Linked DNA regions of Homo sapiens: region 2 is linked to region 1. Evidence: chromatin loops called from intact Hi-C (ENCODE). Cell type or tissue: heart right ventricle. All regions are shown on one strand. Each heading gives the region's core, and the rest is flanking DNA. Links, peaks and the distances in the headings are about the cores only. Region 1 has its middle 40 kb from the start of LINC00443. Region 2 holds the start of LOC124903205 (a long non-coding RNA gene).

Region 1 (16,555 bases), core at 5,093-13,092:
CTCTCTTGTCAGGTTATCAATCCCATCCCCCAAATTTTCTCCTAATTTAGAGTACTTGAAAAAATACATTTTTCATTTATAACTAACTGGCTGTCTGACTGAAAATAGCAGAGCTGCTACTAAAAACTTTTTCTTAAGTAGCTCTTCATTTGAAGAGAAGAGGAAATATTGACTCAACTAGGTTAGGAAGATACAGAATGTCGTTACCTTTACATGATACGTTTTATTTATTCCTTCTTAGGAATCATTTCCATTTTATTTTTAGTTTGCAGACAAGCTTCCTATTGACTTCACTGCTATCTCTTCATTTCTTAATGTAGGCAGTTCTCTGGACATTTTATGAAGAAAAGTTTTATCTTGATTTTCAGACATCCTAAAACTCTTTTGTTTTGAAGAAATAATTCAAAATACTTCAAGTAAAATGCATTCATTGTAGTATTCTACCTGATTATTTATCATTATCAAGGCTGTTTACAGCTTTGACCTTCTTTCATTAATGTGCTATCCTGCGATGCAAACTTACAAAATTCCTTGTTTCTGTTCCTAAAATGATGATGCTGGATATGGAGAAAACTTTCTGGGCATGAACAAGAATTAAAATAAAACAAAACACTTCAAAGATCTGAAAGAAAGATCAAGGATTTCTGCCATATAATGTAATTGTGAAATTGTTGAATCACACAGTTTAGAAAGGAAGTAAAACAAAAACAAAAACCAGCCCTCTGGTGCTAGACAGAAGTCAACCTCACTGTTTGAATCACATGGTTTTCCTTCCCAATTTTTAGAATCCCAGAGGTAGCATTTCTGCAGCTTCTTCGATAGCCTTTGTTCTTGTTATCTTGCTCAGTAGCTTTTGTCCTCTACTTCATAGAAATATAAGAACGATATCACTGCTACTATCAGGATTTGGAATGTTTCTAGACCAAAGAAAACCCGATTCCTTATTTCTTCATGGCTCCTGCAGAGTCGAGGCCAGAACTTCTGGTACTACTGTAAGGATTACAGGAAACTTGCAACTACACCCTCTTCTTAATCTCAGTGAATTACTCCATGGAGTCACTGGAAAATCACTGTTGGCACTTTCTTTCCCTCTCTCCCTCCCTCCCTCCCTCCCTTCTCTCTCTTTTCTTTTCTCCTTTCTTTTCTTTCTCTGTTTCTCTCTTTGTCTCTTTCTCTCTTTCTCTCTTCTCTCTTTCTTTTCGGAGTCTCGCTCTGTCACCCAGGCTGGAGGCACAATCTTGGCTCACTGCAACCTCTGCCTCCTGAGATCAAGCGATTCTCCTGCCTCAGCCTCCTGAGTAGCTGGGACTACGGGTGCCCACCACCATGCCTGGCTAATTTTTCTATTTTTAGTAGAGATGGGATTTCGCACGTTGGCCAGGCTGGTGTCCAATTCCTGACTTCAAGTGAGTGTCTCACCTCAGCCTCCCAAAGTGCTGGGATTGCAGGCTGAGCCCCCGCACCCAGCATTGTTGACCCTTTCTCTCTCTACTCATCTTTCTGGGCACCTTTCTAATCTGTTCACTTCATTCCAGCCCTCACTGCCTTCTTATCACTGCCTTTGCTTAAATTTATGAACCCGTATGTCTTTCTTGATCTAAATTAACTCCTCTGAATATATCTTCCTGTCCTAGAGCTCTTCATTGGCACCCTTTTGCTCTAAGGATAAATTCCAAACCCTATAACAGGCACAAATGACCCTGCATGCTTGGTTCCCTCGTCAACCTCATCTCTACCTGAAAAGCTAGTGTTGGTGCCGCTCCCAGGGGCCTCCGTAGCATCCAGCATTTTCTCCGCTGTAACAACCAACACTTTGTGTGGTCCTGCAGCCTCCAGTCAATTCTGTGAAGACCGGCAGTGTCTTATTTACTGACATATTCTCAGAGCAAGTCTTGTCACCCAGACCATAGTAAACCTGCAGAAACCACCAGATGATTGGTATAAAAAGAATGGTCGCATTTGGGTGATGAGGGATGGTTTCAAGGATGATCTGGGACCTTGTGCATCATACATTTATCATCATTAAAAGATAAAAGCTTAAAAGATACCTATTGGACTACTACAGTAATATTTTTATTTGGTTTTATTTTAGTGTGTTCTCCCATTATTGTGATTAAATTCTTTGACAATGGACCATGATGATGCAAGCTGGGCTGGGTATCATTCCTGCAGCCCAGTGAAAGCTCACACAAGAATGAAATCCACACCAAAGTGAAATGTCCATGAAACATGGGGAAAAGAAAGCCCTGCACTTCACATGACTAATGCTAGAATCTTCCTTGAATTTACAATTAATGGAACACAATAAATGTCCTTAATTGATATGGGCACCTATCCTGAACTTACAGGTGGCAGGATGTTGGGGGTATCAGGAAAAGCTTTCTAGAGGAAGGGATGGTCAGGTTGAACTATGAAGGAAGAGTAGGGCTTAGACCTGCAGTATTGTGGGGATCAAAAAGCCAATGTCCTAGGCAGACGAAGCATTATGTAGGATAGTATGAAGTAAGATGTGCTTGAGAAACACATCTAAAAGAGTGAGGAAATTGGTGTGAGGAGGTAAAGGTGAGATATCAGGATGAAAGAGTGAACAGGAGTCAGATGATGCAGGCCTGTGAGCTGCTCTGAGGAGGTTTGGATGGGATATTTAAATAACAAGGAGCACTTGAGGGATTGTAAGCAGCAGAGGGCAATGTCGTGTTTGTGTTTTAGAAAGATAATTCTAGAAAATGGAACGGAAGAGGCAAGAAGAGAAGTGGGGAAAGCAGTCAGGAAACAGAATTCTCGAGAGAGACAGTGGTGAGCATATGCAGAATGCAGGGTGGAGTCTAGAGGCACTTAGGAAACAGTGAATGGGACTTGCTGATTGGCTGGGTGGGGGGAGATGGAAAGAAATAGCCAAAAATCAAGGTGCTGCCCCTGTTCCTGGCAAGGACAGGTGAGTTGATAGTTATATTATTCACTGAGATAGAACAGGTCTCATACTGGGCTTTGCTGAATTGGAAGTGTTAGTAGAACTTCCAAGTAGAGACATCCATTGGACACTTGGGTGTAAAGGTTTGAAGTTTGGAACCTCGTTGGTGGGAGATTTAGATTAGTTAGTCATTAGCAGAGACAGTTATTGACACTCTTGGAATAAATGAGAGCAATCAGTGACAGTGAGTAGAATGAGAAGAGAAAAGAGACAAGGACAGAAAGTTGTAATATTCCAATGTTCAAGAGGCTCATAGCAGCAGGACTGTGCAAAGGAGGCTGAGGAGGAGCAGCTGGAGAGGCGGCTGGGAAGCTAGGAGTGTTGAGGGGCTGGGGATCAAGAGAACCTTGAGAAGCAGGAGTGGCCAATGACACAAGTGATGCCAAAGGTCACAACAGTGACTTTTGTGGAAATGATTTCAGTAGAGAAACCAAGGTGAAAGGCAGACTGTGGTGGACTGAAGACAAAATGGAAGATGAAGAAGATGATGAGGCAAACGTAGACAATAATTGCTGATGACACAGATTTTTATTTGCCAGAGAAAGAGATGATTTTGAGGTAGTTCTTTTACCCTTTCTCTGTTTCTTTGTTTCTTTCAGTGTGAATGGTTTATGTTTTTAAAAGTTGTTGACACAGACCTGATAAAACATGGGCATTTGAAGGCATGGAGTAGGTGGTGGCTGCTCATGATTGTGTGGGGAGGGCAGGCTCAGGTGTGTATCACACAGATAAGGTGCCTGGTGAGGGGCACACCCACACTAAGTTTCAGCCTTGGTGCAGCACTGAATGAGCGCAGAGGAAGGGATGCCTTTTCATAATTTATGTTTTTACAAAGCTGCCCTAAATGCTTGCAGGACTATGGTGGAGGAAAGTGGCATTTAGTAATTGATTGAATGAAGTCTTGAAGACACGTAAAAAGTAAAGTCTGGAGGACAGGAGAACAGGGCCCTAGGAAGGGGGACGCATCTTCCCAATAAACCAGAAAAGAAAGAAAAGGATGTGTGCCATTGTACACAAGAAGCCTGGCTTAGTATGAGAAGTTGGGAGAATTTCTCTTTTCTCATATCCATTTTCTCTGTGAAGAAAGAAGAGACAGATCATCTGTTGAGAGAATGGGTCAGAGGAGGTTTGAGGAAAGTTGAAAAGTTTTGAAACAGCTTCTATAGTGAGTTGGGAAGGGGGCTGATTATAAGAATTGCCAAGTTCCTACTGTGCCATTCAATTTTACTATCATAACATTCCACAACATTTCAGTTCCTTACATGGTTTTGTCAAGAAAATGTAGCATTTTGTAGGAGGAAGTTTTTTTTTCTTAAATTAAACATGTTTGAAATGTTCGTTGAATCACTGATCATTAGAGACATGTAAATCAAAATCACAATGAGCTACCATTTTACACCAGTCAGAATGACTACTATGAGAAAGTTAAAAAACAACAGATGCTGATGAGGTTGTGGGGAAAAAGGAATGCTTTTACACTGCTGGTAGGAGTGTACATTAGTTCAACCATGTGGAAGAGAGTGTGGTGATTCCTCAAAGACCTAGAGGGAGAAATACCATTCAATCCAGCAATCCCATTACTAGGTGTATACCCAAAGGAATATAAGTTATTCTATTATAAAGACACATGCATGTGTATATTCATTGCAGCACTATTCACAATAACAAAGACATGGAATCAACCCAAATGCCCATCAATGATAGAATGGATAAAGAAAATGTGGTATTTATATGCCATGGAATACTATGCAGCCACAAAAAAGAATGAGATCATGTCCTTTGTAGGGACATGGATGGAGCTGGAGGCCATTATCCTTAGCAAACTAAGGCAGGAACAGAAAGCCGAATACTACATCTTATCACTTGTAAGTGGGAGCTAAATGATGACAACTCATGGGCACATGGTGGGGAACAACACACACTGGGGTTTATCAGAGGGTGGTGGGGGGCGGGGGTGTGAGGAGGGAGAGAGCATCAGGAATAATGTTGATGGATGCTGGGCTTAATACCTGGGTAATGGGATGATCTGTGTAGTAAACCACTGTAGCACATGTTTACCTGTGTAACAAACCTGCACATACTGCACATGTACCCTGGAACGTAAAATAAAAGTTGGAAGTATAAAAAAAGGAAAAAAAGAGAAATGTTTGTTGAGCCTATATATGGTCAAATTCTCACCAACATGGGACTGTACTGATTCACTTTCTTATCTCTGCTCCTCAAGCCTAAACAGCACAGGGCAGCAGCCCATGGCTCTGACGGGGCAGCTCTCTTCCTGTTTACCATCGTGGTGGACTGCTGCTCTCTTCCAAGTCAGTCTAATGAGATACAATGAGTCTCGGGAAAATACTAGGAAACTGGAAATTTGAAAACAAGAAGGTCGAGTGACATGAGAACTCTCTAGATGATGGATTCTGAGAAAGTGAGAATGCTGACTTGGAGTTCAAGAAAGGGCTGAGAAGGCTGAGAGGAAATCCTGAAACGGCCTCCTGGAAATGGGTCTGGCTGTGCACCGTGTCCAGGACTTTCCAGCTTGCTGTCTACAGATAGTTCCTTGCCTCAAGCTTTGAGTAGTCTATTTCTTTTTACGATGATGGCAAATTTGTGGGCAGACAATCCCCAATCAAGCTTCCGACCCCTCATTAATTTGTAATATGTTCAATTGTTGCCACTAAATATAAAACGATTTACCTGCACTTAGAAAGGAATTGGCTTAATACACTGCATGACCACAGGGCATTGTCTATTCCATTTCCCCCTGGCTGTCTTTCCCTTTCAAACCTTCACGCTGCTGTGCATAAAGGGAGTACACAACAGGCAATGCCCACCTCGCCCCAGCAATCCCTGGGAGTAGCGGTTTCAATCATCAGGTCCCTTTCTTTCATTGCCCATGTGATCCCTCCCTCCACCCTTTCACCGTTTAAAAGAAATGAAAGGAGCAAATCTAAACATGAGTTTCAAGCTATTCTTGTACCAGGAACAATATATTCTTAAGCACTACATGCATCCTAGATTTGTCTCGATGTGGTCCATTTATTTTAATTTGGGACTGTCAACAGAAAAGAAAAAAAAAGAAGTAATTAAACTTGTGACTAGCATGGAAAAACATTTTAGGTCCTAATGCAGCGGCGTGATCCCACCAGTTTCACCAGATTTCTTCTACTTGTCAGATCAAAGTCTCAACTCCTAAAATTCAGCCATGCTTTGATTAATTACTTCATACAATGACTTTGCAAATTATAGTTCTATGTGATTTATGTCATTTTTAGCTTCAATCAGATTTTTTTTTTTTGGTTGCTCTATTCACAGAGCCAGTCAGCCTTCACCTTGGAGAAAGCATGTTTTAAAATTGCATTACAGTGTTTTGTGCTCCAAGAAGAGTGAGACATAAGAGTTTTCAATAATATGTTGCAGCTTAACGAGAATGTAGGAGAAACCTGTTATACCAGTTGGAGATCAGACTTGAAAAAATGGATTTCCTTCCTACTATCTCCAAGTTTATTGGCTGTGCTTCCCCCCTTTTCCTTATATGCCTACATTTCTCTCCCCGACCTGGGTCACTTACATAAGAAATATAAAGCATTAAAAGAAAAGAATAGAAATATAAAACATTGCTTTTAGGCTTCTTTCCCTATTTTCCCCCATCTGCAATTTCTAGTTTAAATAAATAAGGCTGAATTTATTTGAAATTATTAAATTGGTTCTCTCCAAAATTAGACAGTAGATGGAATGTCTTTTAGGAAAAGTGCAACACAATTTGTGGTGTGTCCTTTTGAATAGGAGACAAGAAAAAGCTCCTCCATGCTCTGCTAGCTCAGATTATTCATTGAAAGTAGAAAAAATCTCCTGTCCTGAACCCGAAGCCACCTGAGTCTTTGCTTTTCGGATGTGATTTCAGGTAGGGCTGACAGCTTTGTGGTCTTTGTGCTCTTAAAATATTGATTTAGTGAGGGCTGTGCTCACGTCCCAAGGAGTCTGAGGTTTTGGTTTTTAAAGAGGTGGGGGGCAGTTCATGGAGTAGGGCAACTGCATTGAAGACTGAAAATGCAAAGTAGGAAAAAAACAAACAAACCAAAAGTGACAACCTTACAAGAGATTGTCACCAGCTACCCAAGCAGACTCAATGCACGTTTACAACTCACAGCTGTGCATATTTCCAAATGAAATAAACCAAGGAACGTGAGTTGCAATAAACATAAGTCGGCACAGATAGCCTTGCATTCATTTTTAAAATAAAAATCCCACAACCGTGATATAAACATTATAAATATTAATATTTCCCTTCTTATTGAAAACGATAACTATGACAGAATTATTATCCATGAGGCCAAAAGAGAATAATATTGCCAAAAATCTTAATGAAATTTTTGTATTAATATTATGAAAGTCATACAAACCACTTTGCAGCTAATATAGAAAATAGAGGGGGCCGGGCATGGTGGCTTATGCCTGTAATCCTAGCACTTTGAGAGGCTGAGGTGGGTGCATTACCGGAGGTCAGCAGTTTGAGACCAGCCTGGCCAACATGGTGAAACTCTGTCTCTACTAAAAATACAAAAACTAGCCGAGTGCTGTGGTGTGTGCCTGCAATCCCAGCTTCTCTGGAGGTTGAGGCAGGAGAATCACTTGAACCCGGGAGGTGGAGGTTGCAGTGAGCCGAGATCACACCACTGCACTGCAGCCTGGGCTACAAGAGTGAAACTCCATAAAGAAAGAAGAAAGAAAGAAAGAGAAAGAGAAAGAGAAAGAAAGAAAGAAAGAAAGAAAGAAAGAAAGAAAGAAAGAAAGAAAGAAAGAAAGAAAGAGAGAAAGAAAAAGAGAAAAGAAAAAAATAGAGGGAACAATAATCTATAATTCGACCTTCCTTATACATCTACTCTAGTTTTTTGGGTGCATTTCTTTCCAGTCTCTATTTCTTAAGCATAGATTAACTTTTACATTGCAATCAGAGTTTAAATAGGTTTTTGTTCATTATTTACCTCCTATTACATCATAAATACTTTTTATATTACTCTTAGACTGCATAATGTTTCAAGTGAATACACTATAATTTACTTAACCATTTCATGGTTTGCAGTTATTTATTTTTTTCTCAGTTATTTAATATTATAAACAATGCTGGAATAAACAGCTTGGGACATGTAAGAATTTTAGGTTCATTTCTTAGACTAGATTCCCAAAAGTGCAATTACTGGGTCAAAGTTTTTGATGTATTTACTGCCAAATTATTTTCTATCAATTTATAATGTCAAGAGCAATATATAAAATATCAGTCTTATACAAGTTGGCAGACATTTTATTATAACTTTAAAAACAGTTTGATTCATTTATTGATGAAAATACTTTTCTTCAATCTTTATGTGTTTGGTTTTCCGCCAGGGTCTGTATGTTTCCAATACAGACTCACCATTTGTCATTCTGCCTCCCTGAGTTATCTATTCATCCTTCTGATCTAGCTGTCACTTCCTTTATTCATCCCTTTCCTTATCATCTTGAGTGATTAACTCCTAACCCTCATCTTACTGACATATTGGAGTATTACTTTCTTAAAACATCATCTTCCTTTGTCTCCTCTCACACCACCGTCTCCTGTTTTCTCTTCTCTTTGTCACCTTCTCTCAGTGTATTTCAAAGAATTGGGATGTCTCTGTTTGGTACACTATTCTCTTCTCACTTGCCACCCTCTTGCTAGATGATTCCATCCTTCCCTGTGGCTATGAATACAATTCATATGTAGACGACTTATATATGTTCAGCAAGATCTGTCCTCTGACTCGTATTTCTAATTATCTACAGTAGGTTGCAAATGAAACATCTCTAAAATAATATCGTTAAGACCAACTTCTTAAATTTCACCCCAAATTTATTTCTCTCTATTTTCTCCATCTGAGAAGTGGCATTCCCACTCACTGCTGCTCCAAGGAGACATTTCTGGGCCCTCCCTTCCTTCTTCTGCCTGTGCAGGTTCCTCGCTGCAACCCTGCCTCCGAACCTGTCTGTTTTCTTCCATCTTCACTGCCACCTCCATAGTTTAGGCCATTGAAATTTATGTGGACTATCACCAATTTTAGCTAGCTTCCTCTCTGCTCCACATTCCTTTTGTCATTATGCAGCCAGAAGGTTATTTTAAAAACAAAATTAGATTGTGTGTCTCTCCCTTGCTTATAATTCTTCAAAAGCTTCCCACAGCACTTGAAATAAGACCCATATTCCTCAATCAGGCCTGTAAGACCAGGAATGATTTCCCCCCAGCTACTTCCATCAACTTCTCTCTTGCCATTCTTACCTCTCAACTGTCCAGCCACATCCATCGCCCCTTCTCGGACATGCCAAGTACCATCCTGCGTCTGAGCCTGAGATGAGCCTGGATCACGCATTCCCTGATTCCTTACCTGGATCTCTATGTTTCATCTGTCAGCTCTTGCTTTAATGCCACCTTCTCAGAGAGAAATGTCCATGATTTCTTACTGAAGACATTTCCGCAGACTTTTAATTTCTGTAATAACATTTGTTTCCTTGATAACCCTCAAAACAGTTTGAAATTGTACCTTTCAGCACTTTGTTTGCTCATAAATAAGCAAATATTTGCCTCCCACTCTGAGCTGTGAGCTCCACAGGGTCAGGGATCCTGTCCATTTACACCACTGTACCCCAGCACTGACAAAATACCTGGTACAGCACAGCACTCAATGCATAGTTACTGAATGAATGTTCACCAACAGCATTTTACTTTATCTTTTGGACAGTAGGGAGGCACTGTAAGATCTCAACTGTGGGATTGGTATTTGGCAAGAAGAATGATGATGGGTCATTTGGCAGAAGCCTGGAGAATGGGATGATAGAGGGGCATAACTGGAATGCAAGTGAACTAGTTAGGTGCCTGTTGGAATCTTGAGACTAGAGATGAGGAGAGTCCACACTAAGGAGATAAGATGTCCAGCACACTAAGTACAATGCTGGGTGCAAACTCAAGAGTCCATTCAGTTTGGCAACCAACAAGCTTTCTTTGTAAAAGTAGATTTACGGGGTCAATAGGGACAGCCGACACATTGCTTAAGGTTGCAGGCCGGAAGAGAAGCCTGACACCAGCAGGTATGGAGATCCTTGAGGAGCTAGGCTGTGAGAGAAGGACAGGGAGGGGGATAAGAGGAGAGGAGTGTGGGATTGAGGGTGGGATTTTAATTTTAAAAGAAACAACTTGCGCACACACTCTTATTTTGTAGGGGGCACAAATGGAATAGAGAGGGAGAAGGTGGATATGGAGGAGGGAAAGAGGCCAAGAGGTGAGCAAGCCCAGTTCTTTGCATGCTGTGTGGAGCGTGGGTGGAAGTGCCAGTCTTGAATGGGAGAATGGGAAACACTTGCTTTCCTTTGAGACGGAAGAAATGGTGATGGTGGGTGCAGAAACAGCTAGGTTGTCAGTGTCGTCACTAGCAAGGTTCTTATCCTTCTAGCTTCCATGTAAGCTCCTTGAGGATAGGGCATAATTTTAGGATTCTTTGGCATCTTCCCAAATACAGACCTAATTTCTGGGCACAGAGGAGAAGTCAGTCCAAGGTAGGTGATTATGTGAGGTAGGAATTTAACCCCATGAGGCATATTCACACAAATTTGTTCACACCGGCTTGTGTGGTTGACTTCCTGTTACTCCAGAAACCACTTATAAGCCACATGCGTAACATCTTTAACCAAAGTGCCAGGCTTTCACCCTGCTGTCATCGCACCATCCCACTGCTGCAGCACTCTCTATCCCACAGCTGGGCAGCACTATGAGCCTCACTGCATCCAAACCTGTCTCCAGTCCACTGCCCATACTTCACAGGAGAGACTGGTGTGCCCTCCTTTTTCTTAATTCATTGATGTATGAAGAGCAACAACCTGTAAAGGGAATGGTGGCTTTGCTCCTCTCACACCAGTGACTACGATGTGTGACTGTGGCCTCATGTCTGCTGCCTACCAAGACCTTTCTACATTGCCTCGTTGGTACTTTTCAGCTTCTTGGGCACAGGATCAAGTTCGGGGGGCAGGGCAGAGCCAGACACAGCCAGGAGATTTAGCAAATCTCTGTGTCTTCATGGTCCACTGTACAAATGAGTCCAGGGTCTAAAAAAGTAATCAGCTCACAGATGTGTCCATTGAAATGGAAGAGACCACCAGTGGCAGCCTACTAACAACTACCTCTAGGCTCTTTATGCCGATGGCTATGAACTTTCTCTCACTGGGACATTTGTTAACATGGAAAGAAGTCCAAAATACATACTGGCTCAGTCTAACTCCCTCTGTGCTCCCTACGCTCCAGCTTCCTGTTGAAGAGAGGAGAATTTTGTTCCCACTGTGCAAGTCATTTTATCTGGATTCAATCTACTGAATTGTGCTTGGTGACCACTATTTAATCTTGATTGGGTATTATTACTGGCAGCACAGCCTCAGGAAGGAAATAGCAGCTTCAGGAGGAAAGATTATTTAAATGATATATTTCAGCAAAAATACATGTATATCTGTATTAATATATAATCTTATATTTCATAATGCATAGAAATAATAGATAATATATTTTATATATGTATGTATCCTATTTCTTTATGTCTCTTAAACTCAGAAATATTCTTTCCTGTTCTTTACTTGTTTACAGGTAGACTTTTCTGGAAGACCCAGACCTCGAGTTGGAATGGGGAGAACACTTAAACACTTGATGTGCAGACATCCTGAGCTTCAGCTGATCTTACAAGCACAAAGGTCTTTTGTAGGAGGAATGTACCTACAAATGTCTGAATCGTCTAAAATATCAGAACTTATAAGTCAGCATTTTCATATAAAAGTGAATTAGAAGCAGTTTGAGAATGCAGTGCTAATTCATATATGCATACATTCATAACTTGCATAAATATGTTAAAAGTTGTTTGGAAATGTGACCCAATGACATGGATCCTACTTCTAGACTTTTGAAAATATCTGCATATGGTTCTTATCCTTTAGCACTAACATGACACATATAAACAGATGTAAATAGCTAAAAGGGGCCTGTAAGCTACTTTGTAAGCACGGCAGGCAAATACTTCACCAAACTTCTTGGCATGGTGAATATCACCTCTGCCTACCTACACTGTGGGTGAAAGTCCTTAGACCTTGGGTTATGATGTAAGTCATGGATCTCAGAATTAGGAAGGATATCTGAGGAACTTAGCAGAATGATTTAATCAGTGTCAAGGCAACTTCTTCACCTTTTCAGAGTAGTGGTCACCCAGCCTGTTGGAATATGCCCCTCCAAGTGTGCTGAAATTTACAGAGATGATAAGAAAAAAGTTAATATGGGGATAACTATTGTTAATGTTTTGCTTATTTCCTTCTAGTCTTTTTTTTTTTTAATCTTTTTTTTTTTTTTTTTTGAGATGAGTCTCACTCTGTCACCCAGGCTGGAGTGCAGTGGCACGATCTCGGCTCACTGCAAGTTCCGCTTCCCGGGTTCACGCCATTCTCCTGCCTCAGCCTCCGGAGTAGCTGGGACTACAGGCGCCCGCCACCTCTCCCGGCTAATTTTTTTTGTGTATTTTTAGTAGAGACAGGGTTTCACCATATTGGCTAGGATGGTCTCGATCTCCCAACCTCCGTGATCTGCCCGCCTCGGCCTCCCAAAGTGCTGGGATTACAGGCGTGAGCCACCGCGCCAGGCCCCTCCTTCTAGTCTTTTAATTATAGATTTACAAACTTGTGAATATATAGTGTGTAGTTTTGTTATCTTTTTTCTCCCAATAGTACATCATAGGCATAGCTCCTGACCAACATGAGCTGTGTAAGGCCTGCCTTGCACTGCCTTCTGCTGTGTGAATGAACGAATAATTTATTTACCTACTCTCCTGATGTTTGATGTTAACAATATTTTACCACCATAAATAATGTTGTTACAGACATGCTTGTGCCTGAATGTCTATGCCTATCTCTATTTCCTTAAGATAGATCCTGAGAAGTGGAATCAATTTTAGTGTTTTAAGGTATCATTTATTAACAACTTCTAGGAAGTGTGTACCAAATTTTAGACCTAACATGCTTCTTTTACTAATACAGGGTGTCTCATTACTATCAAAATATTTTTAAAAGCATTTTTGTTACTTTTTTTTTTTTTTTTTCTGAGACGGAGTCTTGCTCTGTTGCCCAGGCTGGAGTGCGGTGGCGCGATCTCAGCTCACTGCAAGCTCCGCCTCCCGGGTTCAAGCCATTCTCCTGCCTCAACCTCCTGAGTAGCTGGGACTACAGGCATCTGCTACCACGCCCAGCTAATTTTTTTGTATTTTTTTTTTAGTAGAGACGGGGTTCCACCGTCTTAGCCAGGATGGTCTCGATCTCCTGACCTCGTGATCCACCCGCCTCGGCCTCCCAAAGTGCTGGGATTACAGGCTTGAGCCACCACGCCTGGCTGTTACTTTGATGGAAACTGAATGATACTCTGTTTTGAAACCATATGTCTCTGTTGATATATGTGACAGTAATTGTCATTATTCATCTGAAATTTTTTTTATTGGTTTGTTGATACTCCTTGTTCATTTTTTTTAAATTAAAATAATGGTATACATTTCCCTGGTCCTATCTCAGTCATTCTCAACCCTGGCTGTGCACAAGAATCACCTGGGGTGCTTTTAATAAGTATACGAATGCCAGGCCCCTTCCCAGCGATTCTGGTTTCACTGGCCTGGATTGGGGGTACTGGCATTGGTATTTTTTCAGTTCCCTAGGTGACTTTCTCTGCATCCAGAGTTGAACACCACCAATCTAGACTCTCCAGATAATAACCCGCTGCCTTCTTATGTTCTCCTGCTTAACAAATTTATAGATGTTTACATTTCTGACAATAAAATCTAAGCACGGGTTGCAGAGAGTTTAAGGTATGTACTCAGATGCTAGACTGCCTGGGTTTAAATCCTGCCTTTGTCCTTTGTAAGCTATCTCACCTTGAGTGAGTCGCATTATCTCTCACTGCCTCGAGTTTCTGTGCTGTAAACTGAGATTAATTTATAGTGTGCACCCTATGTCTTTGTTAGAAAGATTAAATTGGTTGGTATTTATAAAGCTTATACAACAATGCCTAGTACGTTGTAAGCATTAGACGAATGTAGCCAGTTTTTTCCTTTATCGTTTCTTTTGTTGGTTTTAGTCTAAGAAAGTATTTTCCTTCCCTAAGATCAGGTAAATATTGGTGTGTATTCGCTCCCAAGTTGCGTGTTTTATTTTTTTCTATATCGATTTCATTGCCTCTGAGGTCTGTACTTCTCTCTGTCCTGGGATGAAGTTGATGTAGAAAGAACAAGCCAATCCACTGGGGCCCCAAGAGGCTGACGTTCAATCTCTCTAACCCTGCATTCCACCTCAACCACTTATTCCTGATTTCAGGAGACCAACAGAATTTGGTTTTGGGTGTTGTTGCTTAACTTTCAACACCCATGTAAAATGACTCTGGTATGTACTTCGTTGTATGTTTTAAACTCGTTCCTCTGCTTAACTTGGGCCTTATCATCTCGTATTTGTCTGCACACCTCTCTGGATCTCAAAGACAGACCAACTGTCAAGAGGCTACAAATTGCTGATGATGACAGATTCAACATACCTCTGTAAAAATCAAAGAGAGAGAATATTATGGCAGGCACACGAGCACAAGTTGATGCAAAATGACCTACGACCATCATTGTCAAGTATTTTACTTCCGCGGTATCCAGAAAAGGTGATTCATGGTATGAAGATGAGAAGTTTGATCGTGGGATTTTGAAATGAGCCTCAACAATGATATGAGAAAGCACATCTTGGTAGCTTTTGTTCTTTCCCTGATTATCACCTCCTGCTCACACAGTCATTTCTTCCTTCAATTCTCCCAGATGTTGGAAGTCAACCTCATTGTTTCGGTTCATGAATTATATTGTGCAATAAGTTAAATGAAAGGAGTTGAATTGCAACAAAAACAACAGTAAAATTTTTATGAATTTCACTTTAGGGAAGAGTATAAACATCTTCTTTGTTTTCAACTTATCAATTTTCAATCAGCTTTTTAGGAGCAGCCTTTCCAACTTGCTTTTAGGAATGATAGTATCAGCAAACACAGGAGAAAGACGCTGTATGGGCCAGCAGCTGTAAGACGCCAGGATATTGGAAGTTTCAGCTGGTATGTCTGAGTCACGCTCAGTTTTGTGGTCCCTGTTTTTATTTCCCAAAATACTTTAATAGTGACAGAGGTTATTGAAATGTATGGCTATCCTAAAAGTACCAGGAGACTTGATCCAGTTTTACAAGGCTGGAATATTTGCATTCTTTGCATCTTGTAAATTACAATCACCAAATGCTTCTATAGAGAATTTTTTTTGGCGATAAATCTCTGAAACAAGTTAATAGTGCATACCTTTTAACTTTTACGAATGGCACATTTTTAGATATGGGATTTTTTTTTTTTTTTTTTTTTTTTGAGACAGAGTCTTTCGCTCTGTCACCTAGGCTGGAGTGCAGTGGCACAATTCTAGCTCACTGCAGCCTCAAACTGCCAGGCTCAAGTGATCCCCCAGCCTCAGCCTCCTGAGTAGCTAGGACTCCAGGTGCATGCCATCAGGCCTGGTTATTTAAAACAATTTTTTTTTTTTTTTTTTTTTTTTGCATAGATGAGAGTCTTGCTATGTTGCCCAGAGTCTTGCTATGTTGCCCAGGCTGGTCTCGATCTCCTGGCCTTCCTTAAGTAATCCTCATTCCTTGGTTTCCCAAAGTGCTGAGATTACAGGTGTGAGCCACTATGCCTGGTGGAGATATATGATTTTTAAAACCATAAATGCTCATATTTGCAAAGGAGCTGAGAGATCTAATACTAGGATTTAAGTCCACTGCTGAGTTAAAAGCCTGGCATAGGAGAATGTTTGTTGAATGAATGAAAAGTTATTTGCTATATGGAACAGCAGTAAATATATCATCTGGGTCGCTGACTTATGTACTACCATTGCTTTAGTTAGGTCTAATATCCCATTTAAATTAAAATACTGGACTGCACTGTATTATATGTTGAGTCAGATTTCTCCCAGTCATAATAGAAGAACTACTGTAAGTTACGTTAATACTTGGAAACCACTTGAGTACCCTTTAGTGCAAAGAGACTGTGCTGATTAAATTTCCGCTCACGTAGCTTCTGTAAGTCTTTACCCCACTCCCAAGAAGGAGTTTGAGCCTTAGGAAACCCTGGCTCCCTGGATTCTCTTTCCCGCGGGATGGGCTAATGATGGGGGTAGGGTGGGAGTAGAGCAATTATTTTTCGCCAACTCCAACCACTGCAGGAAGACGCCGGCTACAGAGGTCACGTTTCTCTTGTTTACTGGCCGTGGACATTTCTGTTGCGTAGTTCTTTTGTTTTCTCTGGGTGTAATCTCTGTTGCACATGGAGTTCAGACAATGTAGATGACCCTGTCGTCCACGGACAGAGTTCTCCGTCAAGACATTGTTGCCCCTCACTGGGCCAAAGTCCCATTTTAGTACGAGAGAAAAAAAAAAAAAGAAACAATGGAGACAAATTTAGACACTGATGGGAAAAGAAAAGCAGTGCACTGTCCACCCCAGCCCTAAGAAGCT
Region 2 (16,555 bases), core at 3,168-11,167, 440 kb after region 1:
CTATTAAGAGAGGTGATATAGTTTGGATAGATGTCCCGCTTATATCGCATATTAAATTGTAATCCCCAGTATTGGCAGTGGTGCCTGGTGGGAGGTGATTGGATCATGGAGGTAGAGTTCTCATGAATGGTTTAGCACCATCTCCTCGTCCTCGCGATTGTGAGTGACTTCTCGCAAGATCTGGCTGTCTAAAAGTGTGTGACACCTCTCTTTCTCCTTCTTGCTCCTGCTTCTGTGTAACCTGACTGTTCCCTCTTTGCCTTCCATCGTGATTGGAAGCTTCCTGAGGCTTCACCAAAAGCTGAGCAGACATTGTCACCATACTTCCTGTAAAGCCTGCAGAACCATGAGCCAGTTAAACCTCATTTCTTTATAAATTACCCAGTCTCAGGTATTCCTTTATAGCAATGCAAGGATGACCTAATTCGAGAGGAAAGTCCCTGAAGATAGCAGGAGCGGACAGTGTCCTGAGCACAGATGGAGATCATCCCAGGCGGGAACAGACACATCTTTCCTTGCAACGAGGGGAAGACACTGTGTGTGAGCTTCGGTACAAGAGGGTGATCATTGCTGGGGACAGAAAGCAAAGATGGTCCCCTATGATGACTTGCCTCATCTCTGAGAAGAAGGAAGTGAGGTCATTTGCTGAAAAGAAGTGGATGATAGGAAAGTCAATGGTCTGAGAATAGAAAAGAGACTTTTCTGTGTGACTGGCACCATTCTATGAATTTCTATTCTCCTTAATAACATGGAAGGCATCATTACTGTGACAGTGGTGCCATGACTTTGAAGAAGGAAGACTTATGTGACAAGATTATCCTGAATATAGTACTTAATGGAATCAGTGGATTAACTTAATTTTAGCGTTTCTTGAATATTTGTTAGCAAAGTACCATGTAAATTCTGTTGAGATTTTCTCTTGGAAGTCTTAATGAACTCTGGCTCCAATTTAGGTATCTTCGATAGGTAAAATTGCTTTTCTGTGTCGTCAGTTTTTTATCCTTAATGATAATGATGATGATGATAACAAAAACAACTAATTTTGATTGAGCCTTTAAATATACCAAGTCTTTTTATAAATACTTCAATCCCATTTCACTGTCACAAGCACTCATGAAGTAGGTAGTATTATATCACCTACTTTGCAGATAAAGAAATCAAGGAACATAAGGATTTAGTTATAACTTGCCTTGGGGCACATAACTAAGGAACGCTGCATTCAGGATTCAAACTCAGTAATGTGGTTCTAATGAGGGTGCTTCTAACCTCTAAACAATATTTTCTCATGAACTATGGTGAATTTTGTCTAATTGATGCCCGTGCTTTATAAGTAAAACCAGTCTGATTATTTTAAACATGTCAAATTTTCTGTAACCCCCAGAACCGTAACTCATCCCACTGTCCTCAGTCAGAGAATGTACTCACATTCTGAGAAGCAAGGGAACAGGATTATTGTCCTTCCCTCCACTCAAGTTTATTGTCTTATCGTTCATGGGTTCTCTGTTTTCAGATACACGAGTGGAATGCATTGCACTGTGTCTTTCCACGGCTAACTTTTCTTGCTCCTCTCTATCTCATTGTCTTCTGGTATTTGAAATCCTGCTCCTTTCCCAGGCAACTCCATCTCCATTTATTCAGCTTCAGAAAGCTTAAGCTTAGGCTCATCCGTGTTTCTTCTCCTCTCACCTACGCATTGTATTAATTAACCAGGTCTGCTGGCTTGACCTTAGAAACATATCTTCAAGCCATTTTTTTCTCATTCTTTCTGTCCTTGACCATGAGCCAAAGCCCTCATCGACACTCACATTTTTGGTTTCTGAGAAGAGCATATTATGAAGTGTAAACATTAAGAAAGTCATTTCCCAATATAACTGTTTCCAAGCTTTGTCTACCACTTGTGCTATCATCCAAATGTTGGTGTCCCCTCCTCCCTGCAAATTTGGATGTTGGAACCTAATCTTTAGTGGGATACTACTAGGAGGTGAGGCCTTTGGGGAGGTGATTAAGTCATGAGGTCAGAACCCTCATGAATAGGATTAGTGCCTTTGTAAAAGACATGTGAGAGAGCCTGTGGTGCATAGTTTCCTAGGACTGCCATAACAAAGTACCACAGCTGGGGTGGCTTACACAACAGAAAGTTATTTTCTCATTTCTGGTGTCTTGAAGTCCAAGATCAAGATTTTAGCAGGGTTGATTCCTCTGAAGTCTTTCTTCTTGGCTTGTAGGGGGCCGTCTTCTCCCCATGTCTGCTCATGGTCTTCCCTCTGTGTGCAACTTAATCTCTTCTCCTTATAGGAACACCAGTCATATTGATTTTAGGCCTACTGTAATGATTTCATTTAAACGTCCTCTTCGAAGGCCCCACTCCAAACACAGTCACATTCTGAAATACAGGGAGTTAGGACTTTAACATATGAATATGAGGCAGGGGACACAATTGACCCCTTAACAACTGACTTTCACTCGTGCCACATTAGAGTCTTTTCTCAACACTGTAAATCTCATCATATTATCCCAATGCCTTTGCCTTATGCTTGGAATAAAATCTGGGCTCGTTGCTGTGGTTTTCATAGCCAAATACACTGCCTTATTTCAGGTGTGAGAAGGCTATGGTGACCAGTTAAGCACTCAGTCTCTGGAGTTCCATTGCCTGAGCTCAGATTCTAACTCCACTTTAGTGACATGACCTCGGTGAAAATTACTTAATTTACTTAAACCTCCGTTTCATCATCTATAAATAAGGATAGTTTGATAGTAGAATGTTTAGGGTTCTGGATAAAATGTGGTAGTCCAGATAAAGATTTCATGGAATCCTTGGTCCTTATGAAGATCCTATAAATGTTGGCAATTCATGATTTTCTTATATTCATTCACCTCTTTCCTGAGATTGTGCAAGAACTCCTAGACCACCAGTCTCCGAACTCTTACCATTTTAAACTTTCTTACACTCTTGCTACACTGTGTTCCTAGATTTATCTCTCTATAACCTGATCTTATCTCGCCAAAAACTCCAAAAGAGCTGCAATCTGTTTGACATAAATGTTATGTCCCTATTCCAAGAATTAAAGAGCTGAAAATTTGGCCAAAAACTACACATCCATCTTTTTCTCCCAATAACTCTACCAATCTTAGAATCCTTAACTTCAACTGATGATATTGCCATAGTCATGGCACACACCCTGCACCTTCCAAATGCACAGATTTTCTTAGTCTTTGCTTATGAACCTATTCTTTCTTCAAAACTTTACTTTTCTAGTCATCCTCCATCCAGAGTCTCTCTTCACTATATTCCTTGAGCACCTTATGTGATTTTCTCCTGATAGTGCTTACCATCAGTATGTTTCACTTTATAACAGTGAAACATAATCTTAGGATACAACTCAAGGGTGTAAAAAACAAGACATATTAATTTTATTTTAATTTCCATATTGTTAGAGTGTATGTTCAAGTTTTAAAATGTAAGCATGCCAAAAGGTAAAAGTCCTGTACCTTACCTGCTTCGTAAGAACCACCATAAACTCTGAAAAGTTTCTTCTGATGTTTATATTACATTTTTATACTCTTTATTCTCCTATTTCTGTATTTATAAATTTGATGCATCACTGTTATTATTATTATCATTACTAGAGTCAGAATCTTGCTGTGTAACCCAGGCTAGAGTGCAGTGGTGTGATCATAGTGCACTGTAGCCTTGAACTCTTGGGCTTAAGGGATCTTCCTGCCTTAGCCTCCTGAATCTTTGGGCTATAGTCGTGCACCACCAAGCCCAGCTAATTTGTTGTTATTGTAGAAAAGATGTCTTGCTATGTTGCCCAGGCTGGTCTCAAATTCCTGGCCTCAAGTGATTCTTTTGCCTCATCGTCCCAAAGTGCTGGGATTGCAGTCATGAACCACTGCACCTGTCCTGGTCATTATTTTTTAACTTGCTGTCATAATTGGTGAGGAATATGCCATGCTACCTCACCTCTTCCATTCCCTATTCATATTATAACCATACAGAATTTTGAGTTTCTATTTCTTACCTTTGTTATTTATAGTAACATATGGTTTTACTTCAACATCCATCCAATAAAAATAATGTCTCTCGGTTCTTCATGTCATAAGATAACATTAGCACTTCCTTTGACCACTCCTTCATATTACTACCACCTTCACCACACAGGGCATTTCAGCACACAATGTGAACATTGAGAACATTTACATAACATACTATTCTATAACCATAATTAAGTATTCCAGAAGTTTTCTTTCTTTCTTTCTTTCTTTCCTTTTTTTCTAGATGGAGTCTCACTCTGTCACCCAGGCTGGAGTGCAATGGCGCGATCTTGACTCACTGCAATCTCTGCCTCCCAGGTTCAAGTGATTCTCCTGCCTCAGCCTCCTGAGTAGCTGGGACTACAGGTGCCCGCCACCACACCCGGCTAATTTTTTGTATTTTTGTAGAGACGGGTTTCACTGTGTTAGCCAGGATGGTGTTGATCTCTTGACCTCATGATCTGCCCGCCCCAGCCTCCCAAAGTGCTGGGATTACAGGCATGAGCCACTGCACCCAGCTGAGTTTTCTCTCAATTAACTCAATTAAAACTCAATATGCATTTGATATTTTTGAGTAAAAAAAATTATTCATCGTATGCCATCTAGTATAATACGATTGCTTTTCCTTTCTTGTATACATTTTTTTCCTGATATTTAATTGCTGTTTTCTTATACCAATTAGCTTTAAAAGAGCTTCAAGTTTTTAAAGTCTCCATTACAACGTTATTCTATCATGTCCCATTTTCCCAAATAACTCTTCCCTTCTGGAGCTCCCTGCTAGTCTCCTGTCCACAGAGGGCTGCTTTCTAAGCCTGCTGCCAAACATCAGCAGTTTTCTTTCATTGCTCTCCCAGGCAGATCCACTCTATCTTCAACTCCATGAGTAATGAAAACCTGCTACTTTTGCTGGCCAGCATCCATTCTTTTGCTATAAAAGGAGCCTGATTTTCCTCCTGGAAACCATCCCTATCCTACTCTCAAGCTTTGTTGTTCTAGTGTTGTCCTGCCACCATAGATGCTCTGTGTATAGACCCATTGTGACAACACTGGAGTGGCTGGGAAAAGAGGCTGACCCACAGGATGGGTCATCTGGTCTACCTGATGGAACCCTCCCTCTGTAGCAGATGCTACTTGATGAATATCCACATAAGACATAAATATCTGTACACTCTGTGTGCATATTGAGAGGTCCTTCTAAATGCTTCTTCTCCAGCTTCCCTCGCTGCTGGTCTTTCATTCTTATTCATATTAATTCCCCGAAAGCCAAATTGTTAGACCGTTCTCATAAATCAGCATAAGTTTTTCACTTTGGCTTTTTCTCCCTCCAGGTATGGTATAAAATGGAATTTAATGATTTTTTTATCATCCTCTTTGAAGGCCACCCTGATACGACTATCACGGGCAGAATTTCAGTCTAGTTGGTGCCAGGAAAATGTAAGACAGGCAGGATGTTTTTCTCCATTGTCCACTTATCATAGGGAAAGCCTCGTTAGTCCACAGATGGGATTGAATAAAAGAATCAATACAGCCAGAATAAGTGTCATGGGGGTCTGAACCATTTATGGTGCAACTTATGCTAGCAGAACCATTTTGACCCAAAAGTTGTATGTATGCAGTGCATGCATACATAAACTTTTGCATGGTTGAATGGGAACTTGATGTTACAGGGTAAAACAATTTGTTATGTTTACAAGGCTGAAGTAACAAGAAAAAACCCTTTTCAAAACTGTAATAGCTATTTGCAGAAGAGGAGATTGCTTTGCTCCAAAATACCAAGGTTCTTGCCCGTAATTCTTCTATAGGATCCCATAGAGCATCTCATGTTGCAGTTTGATTTTCTATAGATAGATCAACTTTGGATTAAGTAGCTGAGCATCTCACACTGCAGCCTTGCTACTGAAAAAGTTTTTCTTGCCCTGAATTCCACTCAAAATAAGTAGCCTTAATTATTCCTTGGTTCCTGGGTTATAGGGGCATACCCAAACCTGGTGTAACTTGTTTCTAAAATTCAGAGTCCCAGAAAACATTTTGATTTTTTCCTAGTGATAGGCTGTAAGGAGGCAAGCTTTGTCTCTCACTTTAGAAGGGATAGCCAAACATATCATATCCCTAGAGTACTAGAAATTTATATGCTATTGCAGGGTTTTGTTTTCAAACTTCATTTCTCCTCCCGTCTTCTGGTGTACATGTGTCTTACGGCTCTAGGTTACTTGCCAATTCCTGATCTCCAGGTTCAATGAGCATGATATCACTAACGCAGTGGATCATTGGAATGTTCTGTGTAGTAACAAGCTGGCCAAGATCCCATTGGACTATATTATGACAGAGTAGTGAAGATGACATAATTCTGAGGCATGACTGTGAAGGTACACTACTGTCCTTCCCAGGTAAAAGTAAATTGCTTCTGCTAGTTCTTTCCAGTCAGTTTAGAAGAAAACATAAACCATGTACAGGATATTATAAGTTAGGATATTATACTTGAAAGAATAACTACAATTACGGTCAATGCCTGGAAAAGTTTATAGTAATCCCCATGATTATCTGGATCCATTCAGCTTTTTTTAGGACAGATCAAGTGAGTTAAAAGTAGATGTGTATATAATCCCCGCCTGAGTGTATTTGAAATTTTCACTGGTGCCCTTATTTTCTGTAGTTCCTCTAGGGATGTGAGATTGCTTTTGATTTATTCTTTTTATTGAACAAAGCAGTTCCAGGGGCTCCTGTTTGCTTCCTTCTGTCCTTAATAACATCACTTCCTGACCAGAGAACCAATGTGAGGAAATCTTCTTTCCAGAATATGTTCTGTCTAGTCCAGCCATTCATTTAAGAATTGGGGAAATAACCCAGAATAAGGTTGTAGACTCACTCAAATAAATGTCAAATGGTCTTAGACTGTCTCAGAGGTGATAGGAGTCTTCACTTCCAGCAGTACCCCTCAGTAATATTTTGAGTTCTCAGGAATTAAGGTCAACTAAGAATTGGTGTCTAGTAATCTCTCCATCTCTCATTTTTCTCTCTCCAGTGTACAGCCATTCTGACAAAAAAAATGAGTAGGAAGAAGATTTGTAAAATACACTATTTATTGTGGCTATGTCAAAGGAAACATTCTCTAGGCTGTTGAACCTCACTTTCAACCAAGAAGATCTGCCTCTGTGAACAGACTTAATTCTGTCTGCTAGTTGGGAGGACATAAAATATTATTGTAGGTATTCATGCCATAATTTAAGAGATTTTGTGGTTAAATAAATCAATTAACATTTTAATATGCCACTGTCTATTTAATTCCTTGGGGCAACATGACCAATGAATCACCTTTATTGGTGCCTTTGGATCAACACACTCTGACACTATGCTCCTGCTGGCACTTCCATAATTGTACCCTCTTCTCTCTTGCACTTAAGCATTGCCAATGGCCCCTATCACTCAGGGTTCATCATTTGTACTAAAATTAGAGCCCATTTCAATGACTATATCTCTCGTTATTATCCCCAGCTATAAAACAGTTACAGAACAGTTTCCAAAGAGCTTTCTAAAGATACTAATGCTGTTCTCACCTATGCACTTTCTAATATCTGAGTAAACCAAGACACTTCAGAAGACCAAGTGTCTTCTGAACCCTGTCAGGTGACAGAGTAAAAGGAATAGGTGAAAAATGTGCTTATAATAATCTACCCCAACATTACCATCCCTCTAAAATGTTACATTCCTTTCTCCACATTATATCAGTTCTGGAATTTCAGACACATTAAATTCAGTACACAACATTGAGTCCATGGTTCAACCACTGAAGCAAACAAACTTTTCATCTACTTTCTGCTGCTTGAACTAATGCATTAATTTCAGATTCTCAGGAAAGTATGCCCAAAACAATACATTTGGTCTGATTCAACATTATATTTGGCTTCCTTGTCTAGCAATCTTAGCATTCATTTCCACACATGTTTTCTAGTTTTCTGCCAATATAAATTGGCCTGATTCAGCAAAGTTTGGGTGTACAAGTTGTCCCTTCTAAGAAAAAAACTTTGTAATCCCTCCACATGAAGTGTACTGAAGATGATTGTATTTATAACTCTGGAGGAAGGATAGTTGGCGATGACTCCATGCAACAGAACTGCTTCTGGTGAGATCTCACGTGACTTTTAAGCAAGGGGATACCAGTTTCCTCAGGCAAGAGAAGAAAAGGTAACTATGATGGCAAAAGAAGACTCAACAGGGTTTGGTTTTAAGATTCTCATTTTCATCCTGGTCCAAAATCTCAAGGTTCTGCTCATTTCTAATCCCTTTTCTAGACCCACTTAAATAATTTGACAAGGCTGTGAATTCAATGTGCTTAATATAATATTTGCTTGGAATCTGTCACGTGCTAAACAGTGGCTATAAGTAATAAGACATTTTTAAAGCCACTGAAAAACTTTTATTCTCTGACTGTAAGTTAAATTGGGGGTGCAAACCCTTACTTTATCTTTTTTTTTTTTAAAGATCTACATTGCAATCAGTAATAGAAATCCCAAGCCACAGTACTCGTAGCCATTATAAATACATACATACTGTGATAGTCAGATGCAGTACTTACTTTGTATCTCAATGTCTTTCTTTCAATCAGCACTTCCTCTCTTGGTATATTCAGGGTGCTAATACACACTAGGATGCTATGACTAAATACATTTGAATAAGTAAATTTATAAATAAACACATGAATACACATTAAACTGCTTTGGATAAATAATAATTTTTCAAATAGTTTGGACATTAACTTAAATGTTAAGCAGATTTTTTAACACAAAAGTTCTCAGAAGGTTCACATACTAAAAGTACAGTGTATGTGAAGAACATACATGTTCCCTGAAGTCTGTTCTTCAGGACACATTTAGGAAATGCTACTTTAAGCCTTAGTGTCTCATCTAGGCCCTCACAATGTGCCCGAATTAAATGTTTAGGATTTCTTCCTGTATTAGTTTTCTACTGCTGTGTAGCAAATTACCCCAAACTTAACAGCTTAGTAAACATCCACATAACCACCGATTCTGTGTTAGAAGCCAGGCATGGCTTAGCTGTGTTCACTGCTTAGAGTCTCGCAAGGCTGCAATCAAGTGTTGGCTGGAGCTGCCCTACTGAACGTCAACTGGGAAAAGGTCTACTTTTGTTGGTAGAATTCAGGTCTTGGGATGATAGAATTGAGGACTTCTGTTTGGTGCTGACTGTTGGCCAGAGGTCACTCTCCCCTCCTAGAGGCTGCCTTCAGCTCTTTGCCTATAGGCCTCCCAACACAGGCAACCTACAACAGGCAGCTTGCGTTTTCAAAACCAGCATGGGGGTGAGGAGCTCAAACAAGATGTCTACTCTCATCATATAGGATGTCACACTGTAACCACATGTAGGTGAGCACATCTATCCATCCCCTTTTCCTTATTGTGTAGTTAGAAGGACAGCACAGAACTCCTGCCCCCACAGATGCACACATTCCAGGAAGATTAGCCCAAATGGTGACTACCAGGAGACAGGGATCACAGGTGGCCACCTTAAGAGTCTGTCTGCCACATTTCCCTTTTGCGAATGGCTTTTTTTTCTGTCTGGTCTCACCCTATTAATTATCTCACTTAGGAAAAGGATGATAGTTTTCTGTATTACATGGGCTGGATTATTAAGTGTCTCTTTTCTGCTACCTGGTTCCTTCAGAGGAGAGTACAACTAGATGTTACTCTGTAATGGCCAAGTTAACACACTACATTTTCTTTCTTTTTATTTATTTATTTTTTGCTATGTCCTAGTACCTATTATCTACTGCCAAAAAGGTTCCTGCATCTGCCCTACATGCATAAAAGTACTGGGGAGGCATGAGAATCAGGACATCAGTTTGGAACTGGGACATGGAGATTTCACGGGGAAATTTAGGCTGCAGGAATTTCTGCAGCCTTCAGCAAAAGACACTCACCAGTGACTCCAGATGGTGTTCTTATGTGGCCTACTGGTGCCCTCTGCATGTGGCCAATAGGAGCAGCTATCAATATTCCACTTCTCCCCCAACATTTCCAGGCATTGCTCACTCTCACATATGACAGCACACTTTAAATTCAAGGACAGCTTCTCTCAAGCTGTTCTGTTTCTAAGTGATTTTGCCCTGCCATCATTTCTTAGTGCCCAGAAAATATAATCTTTATTATTAAGCTAATATAATTGTTTAGGTGAATGAGATGCCAAAAATACACAAGAGAGCATATCAAAGTCAACGTGCCTGGCTTGGGGTTATTCATGCTTTTGCAATATCTGTACTTCTTTTCTCTCCCACTAGAATAGATAATTAACAGTTGATTGAAATTTCAAAGCAGCATCTGTGTAAAAAAGCATCCAACTCATAACATTCAATAGTTGCTACTTTGAAAATATCCTCTTAACTAATTTGCTTTATTATCTTTCCAAGATGTGTCCCTTCCGATTTCAGTAACCTGGAACAAAGTGGCCCATTTGGCTCAGTCTAGTATTTCTTTTGGCTCACAACCTCATAACATAACAGTGCAATTGACTCCACATTCAGAGTAGAAAAATTGCTCTGCCAACATTTGCTAATAACATTATCTCTCTGTACCACTGGGCAGCTAAGTATTCTCTTGGTGGAACCAGGAAAGGAAAGAGATGTTCATTACTTTTTATAAACTTTTCCTTAACCTAAAACCTCTTTTTTTTAAAAAAAGGAATTCTTGAACTTTCAGAAAGAAAACTAGTTTTATAATCCAAAAGTTGATATTGAAGTTGTTTGTCTAGAGTATTTAATGTATTTTTCCATAGATGCAGTGCTCCAAGTAGTGGTTAGATGTATAGCACAGTAATACTGATCTGCCTCCTGCCTACCTCATCAGTCTTTTATTGTTCTACTCTGCCCCAAATTTCTATTTCATTTATTCCAGATTTGGCAACGTTTTCCTGTAAAGTCCTAGGAAGTATGTACTTTAGGTTTTGCAGGCCATGTGGTCTCTGCCACAACCACCTAAAGCTGCCATTACAAAGCAGAAACAATCATAGACAATATATAAATGAATGGGGCTATATTCCAACAAAAAATTATTTATACACACTGAAATTTGAATTTCACATAATTTTCATCTGTCACAAAATATTATTTATCTTTTTTTTAACAACAATTTAAAACTGTGGAGATTATTCTTAGCTTGCCACTTGTCCAACAACAGACAGCAGCTGAATTTGGCTGTCGGGCTGTCATTTGTGGATCTAAATCAGCTTTCTTCCAGTTCTTTGATGCTACCAAACTCTTTCATATTCAGTCCTATGTCCATATCCTTCCTTCTACCTGGTAGGCTCTATATTTTTCTACGCTCCTTTTCTTTTCCTCCTCTTTTACCAAAGTAATTTATATTCAGCCCTATCAACTTCAGAACTTACCTCTATTGCTATGTTTTAAAGGAAGCCTCCCATGAACTTAAAACCACGTCTGACTTTAGCCCCCTACCACAGTCTGCTTTCACAGTGCATCCTGTGCTTCTTTAGAAAAGTTTATTGTAATATAATCAATAATCAACTAAAAGTATACTCACATAATATCTGTTATGCATTACTGTTTATGTCTACAAGCTCCTTGAGAACAGGGATTATATTTGTTTGGTTACAAACATATGCCCTATGCATAACACAATGCTTTCCATATGGTACAGGATGAATAAATGTTTTTGTACATCAATCACATAATGCTTAATACCATTCTAAAATGTAAGTATCCCCACTTTATAGATGAATGAACTCAGCCTTCAATAAGATAAATAAATACCCTGCTTGAGGCCACAAGGCTAATAAGGTCATTTCTGCCTGCTTCAAAAGTTTTGATATTTCTACTATTGTAATAAAAGACATATTAACCTTTCACTGCACTGTATTAGTTGGTATTAAAATGTTAGGCATTTTCACTAAAATTATGAAATCTATTTGTTGCATCTAAAATAGTAGAAAGGATTATGCAAAACATAAAAATGACAATACAAAATCTCATTTTTTTCTGCCTATGTGTACATTGATAAGAATTTTTGCTTATTTCTGTAGTTTGGAGACTTTGAACTTAATCAATGCTTAGATGTTTGTCTTTTCTCCTCAATCTTGTCTGGGACTCAGTCATTCCTTTCAATCTTCCAACTCAATCTTTCTTTCTCTGGGGGATTTTTTTCTTCTATTATTTGCTTAATTGTCTATCATCTATCCATTAATTTTTTCATTAAGTAATAAACCTTGTTATTCATTAAGTCTTGTAGATCTATTCTTAAAGTCTTCTAGCTTTGCCATCATGATTTCTGTCTCTTTATATGACTTGGAGTAACTCTCCTATTTGATCTTTTAGGCCACGAAGTCATGCCTTCATAACAGTCAAAAAAAAAAAACAGTCAATGGAGCACATGATTTTTTAGTTCAAAAAATCAGATTTAAAACAAAATTCCAAAAATGTGCCTTTTATGTGCTTTAATATCTTTGAGTGCTCATATATATATATATATATATATTTAAAATTGTCATTGTTCTGTTTCATCAGTTATAATTCATTAGAGAACTGTTTTGTTTATTTTTCTCTCTCTCTGATCAGCTGTTTTCTGTACTTGAGGTGGTGGAATTTCTGTTCCCTCAGCATCCTCCAGGGCAGCCTCTTCAATGTGGAAGAAATAGCATTTTTTGCCCCTGGGCCTCTGGTGCAGCAGAGTTGGAATGAAGTTTCCCACTGAGACTCAAGAAAAATGCTTCCTCTGTTCACACCTATCCTTGCTCTTTCCTTGCTCAAATGTTAGCTTCTCCTCATTTTAGGGGGTTCAGGTTGGCAGACATACTCATATAGTTTATGTCCTCCTATTTTTTTCCCTGGGGGGATGAAGGATTACTGGAGTCCAAGATGATCCATGTATCCCTCTACCTTCTCACCCTATCCCACTCACACATGCTGGAATAGGTTCCTCATTTGCTCCCTAGGGGAGAAAATTACCTTCCTCATATGAATGTGTTTTCATGAGATTTAGAGGAAGCTTCTTTTCAAAAATGCTTCCTCAAAAGTAGTGCTGATTGAATCCAGGTCACCAGTGAGTCCTTTATATTATTTGTATGTAATGCATTTTTATCTGATGTTGTAAGTTTATCTTCTTATGAAACTGAATGTCAGATTAAAAATTTAAAAATATATTTTAGTGAACTTTAAAAGAACCAATCTGTTTATTCTTGTGTTATTTTTAAAGCAGGACTTTGACCTCAGGCCAGCAGCATAGCCCTGGTTAAAAGGTCCTCGTATGGAGATTGATGGGACAGGACGTGCAGACTACCGTTATTAAAACAATCCCAAGCACAATTTCTACCACAGTGCACTGGGAAAAATCATCATATTGTCTTTGTATGGAGAATAGATTCATTATTTAAAAGCACATTTTCAAAATTCTCAATACTGCTACTATTTAAAATTACCCTTTAGAAAATATTAATTTTTATTAAAGAAACTAAAAATTAGTTTCTAGAATTTGTGATTTTTTAGGGTAGGTAAAATATTGTTCATATCATGAGGACAATGCACATAATAGCTTGGGTAGATTGTTCATTTTTCAGCTAATAATTTTGTTGTTGTTTTGGCCTAGCTTCAGAGTCACAAATAAATTTTTGTGATTTGATAATAGTCTTGCAGTTATTTTTCTATTGTATTTCCCTGAAATTCTTTTTTGAGTTGCAAATTGCTGTGGTAATGCTTCCATTTTGTATTGTTCCCTGTTTGTTATTTGAAACTCCTGCTAGCAGTACCTCCTGATGCTTTCCAGAACAAAAACTTAATTTTTAAAATAATGCTTTACTATGCAACTTAACTATTTGGTCTGAACTATACCTAAGTATAGTATTATAAGTTAATTTTGCAACCAAATATTTTTGAAGATAAATATTGATGAAAATAAGTATAAATTTTAGTGTTTGGTCCTTGAAAATGGACCATGATATTAGGTAAGATTCTAATATCAAGGTTAGGTTTGAGATGATAAGATTGATTATTTATGTGTAAAGTAGTCACCCCATGGCCCAGGATGGTCTTATTTTGTCAAAAATATGAACAGCGATTCCATTGTGCAGTGCACCAATCTTGAAAGTTGTTAACAAAACAATAAACTATTGAATCATCGCAACTAGATCAGTTATTTTATTTCTTCCAAATTATTTTCCTCTGCTGAAGGAAAATAAAACAAACAAAAATAAAGCAAAGCAAAACAATTTTCAAAACATTTCAAAAGCCATCTTTCTGCCTAAAGTTCATCATCATCCTCCCTTTGTTTGCCTATCTAACCTGTAGCTATTGAACAAATGATTTAAATTAGGACACAACTATGGCTTTTTAGACTATATTCCTAACTCTGGTTCCATATGTGAGAGAATGGAGAGTTCGGATTTTAATCACAAAACACCTCCAAACAAAACTCCTTCAAATTGACTCCAAATGAAATGTTTGTCAATAAATAATGCAATTCTATCAATATCAATATTATTCTATCAATATCAATATTATTCTATCAATATCAATATCAGTAAGTAATGCCAATCCATTTACTATATATACATACTATATATATATGTAGATAATCTTTCTTGTAAAAATAAACTAAAAAAAGTCGTTAGGAGTTGTAATATTGTTTCCAACATTTGGGACATTTCTGTGCAGGTAAGAGCTCAATGAGTTTCCTTGAATAAGATTATAACCCAGTCAAGAGCAGTAGTCCTCAACTAGAGGGGATTTTACCTTCCAGGAGATATTTGGCAAAGTCCGCATGAATATCAAGGAAGACAATCTTATTTCAAGAGTCAGCCTGAGCTGGGAGGAAAGATTTGGGGCCCAATTCATCTTTCTCAGAAAGCCAACGTTTACATGACGGTAGGAACAAGGAATTAAGCTTCCAGAGTCACCTCCTGTCATGTGAAATCCAGTCGGGTAGTTGCTACAATCACTTTGGTTTAATTAACAAGTGTCTCTAAAGCATTTATTATTATTTCTTGGAAAAAAATCTCATTGATATTGAATATTTGAAAAATTAACTTGTCAAATCAGTACTAAATTACATTGCTAATGAGAGCTAGTTGTAGATATTGTTTCTATATATGAAAAAATGGAACTTTTGCATTGTCTGGATTTGAATTCAACAAAACTATAGATTAGGTCTATAAATTAGTTCTTCAAAACCAGACAATACATAAATTTGCACAGGAAAATGATAAGAAAAACAGTGCAAATCCAAACTTTTTAATTAGAAAATTCACACAAAATATTTGACATACTTATTCATAGTGACCAGTGTTTTTGATACTGCAGACAAAATACTATTATTTTTATGGGTTGAGTTGTGTCCCCTCGGAAAGATATATTGAAGTCTTAACTCCTGGTACTGTGAATATGACCTTATTTGAAAATCAGGTCTTTGCAGATGTCACCAAGTTAAAATGAGGTCATTAGAGTGGGCCCTCATCCGCGGATTGGTGTCCCTATAATAAGAGGAGGGAGATCTGAAGAGAACACCATGTGAAGATATAGAGAGAGGAAGATGGCCCCGTGAAGACAGAGGCCGAGATTGGAGTGATGCTACCACAAGCTAAGAAAGCCTGCGGCTGCCGGAGCTGGAAGAGGCAAGGAGGGATTCTCCCCAAGAGGCTCAGAGGGAGCATGGTCTGGCCAACACCTTGACTTTGCAATTCTAGCCTCTTGAACTCTGGGAGAATAAATGTCTACTGTTTAACATCTACTGTTTGTGGTACTTTGTTTTGGAAGCTCTAGGAAATAAATACATGCTTACCTATGGGAGAAATTATTTGTGTGGGATTGGGGGTGGGGAGATTTTTTCTTCCTGAAAAATCAGAATAATCAACATTGTGAAATTAAATCTCCCTTGAAGTATGATTAAAAACATTCTTTTGGGATCATACAGCACCATCTTCTGGGCAGTTGTCTCAATTACCTAACTTACTGAAAATAATACTTTCTTCTTGCAATAATAATTTTTAAATACCTATCAAGCACCTAGTATGTTCAAGGCATTGTTTAGCTTTCTTGGGAAGCAGTCTGTGTATCAAAAAAACTAAAAGACCAGAAAAGGAGGCTTAGACATGCCACACTCTAAGATAAAAAGGAGAGGAACAATTACACTTCTCATTTAAAAATTAGAAATTAATTTAGTGCTTATTATTTCATTTTAAAAAGTAAAATATGAAAATAAATTAAAATGTCAACCCTCTTATTCAGCAGTCAATAAAGTATTTAATTCAAAGAGTATTTCACTCAAAGAGTTCTATGTTAATTTGCATGTCTAGGCACATATTCTAGAAAATGTAGCTAGATCAATAAATTTCTATACACATATTATATATATTTATAAAGAGAGACCCAATATTTCATATTGGGTCTAAAATTAGTACCACTATATGCTAACAAAACAGCATAAATTGGTGTTTACAACTAAATAGCTTATCTTATAATCTTATGAAATTGCACAGAAAATGAAAAGCAATACATATAAATATTTAA

The links. Hi-C counts contacts between places; a loop is a spot of excess contacts. Peaks named below come from ENCODE experiments on the same cell type or tissue, not always from the same donor. Only the 100,000 strongest peaks of a DNase experiment are listed, where the experiment ranks them.
Region 2: a loop joins it to region 1, with 4 times the contacts of the local background. A loop is called at or near these places in 7 of 110 quality-filtered maps.

What each region holds. Positions count from the first base shown.
Region 1 is chr13:106,685,654-106,702,208 of GRCh38, forward strand. No RefSeq gene overlaps it. Among named protein-coding and RNA genes, the nearest start is that of LINC00443, 40 kb to the left of the region's middle. In heart right ventricle, for the core only: no CTCF peak of the experiment used is centred there; no DNase peak of the experiment used is centred there; H3K27ac peaks cover 2,907 bases.
Region 2 is chr13:107,128,677-107,145,231 of GRCh38, forward strand. LOC124903205 (a long non-coding RNA gene) reads left to right here and starts at 6,377. Exons shown (of 2, transcript XR_007063862.1): 1 at 6,377-6,422; 2 at 7,058-7,298. In heart right ventricle, for the core only: no CTCF peak of the experiment used is centred there; no DNase peak of the experiment used is centred there.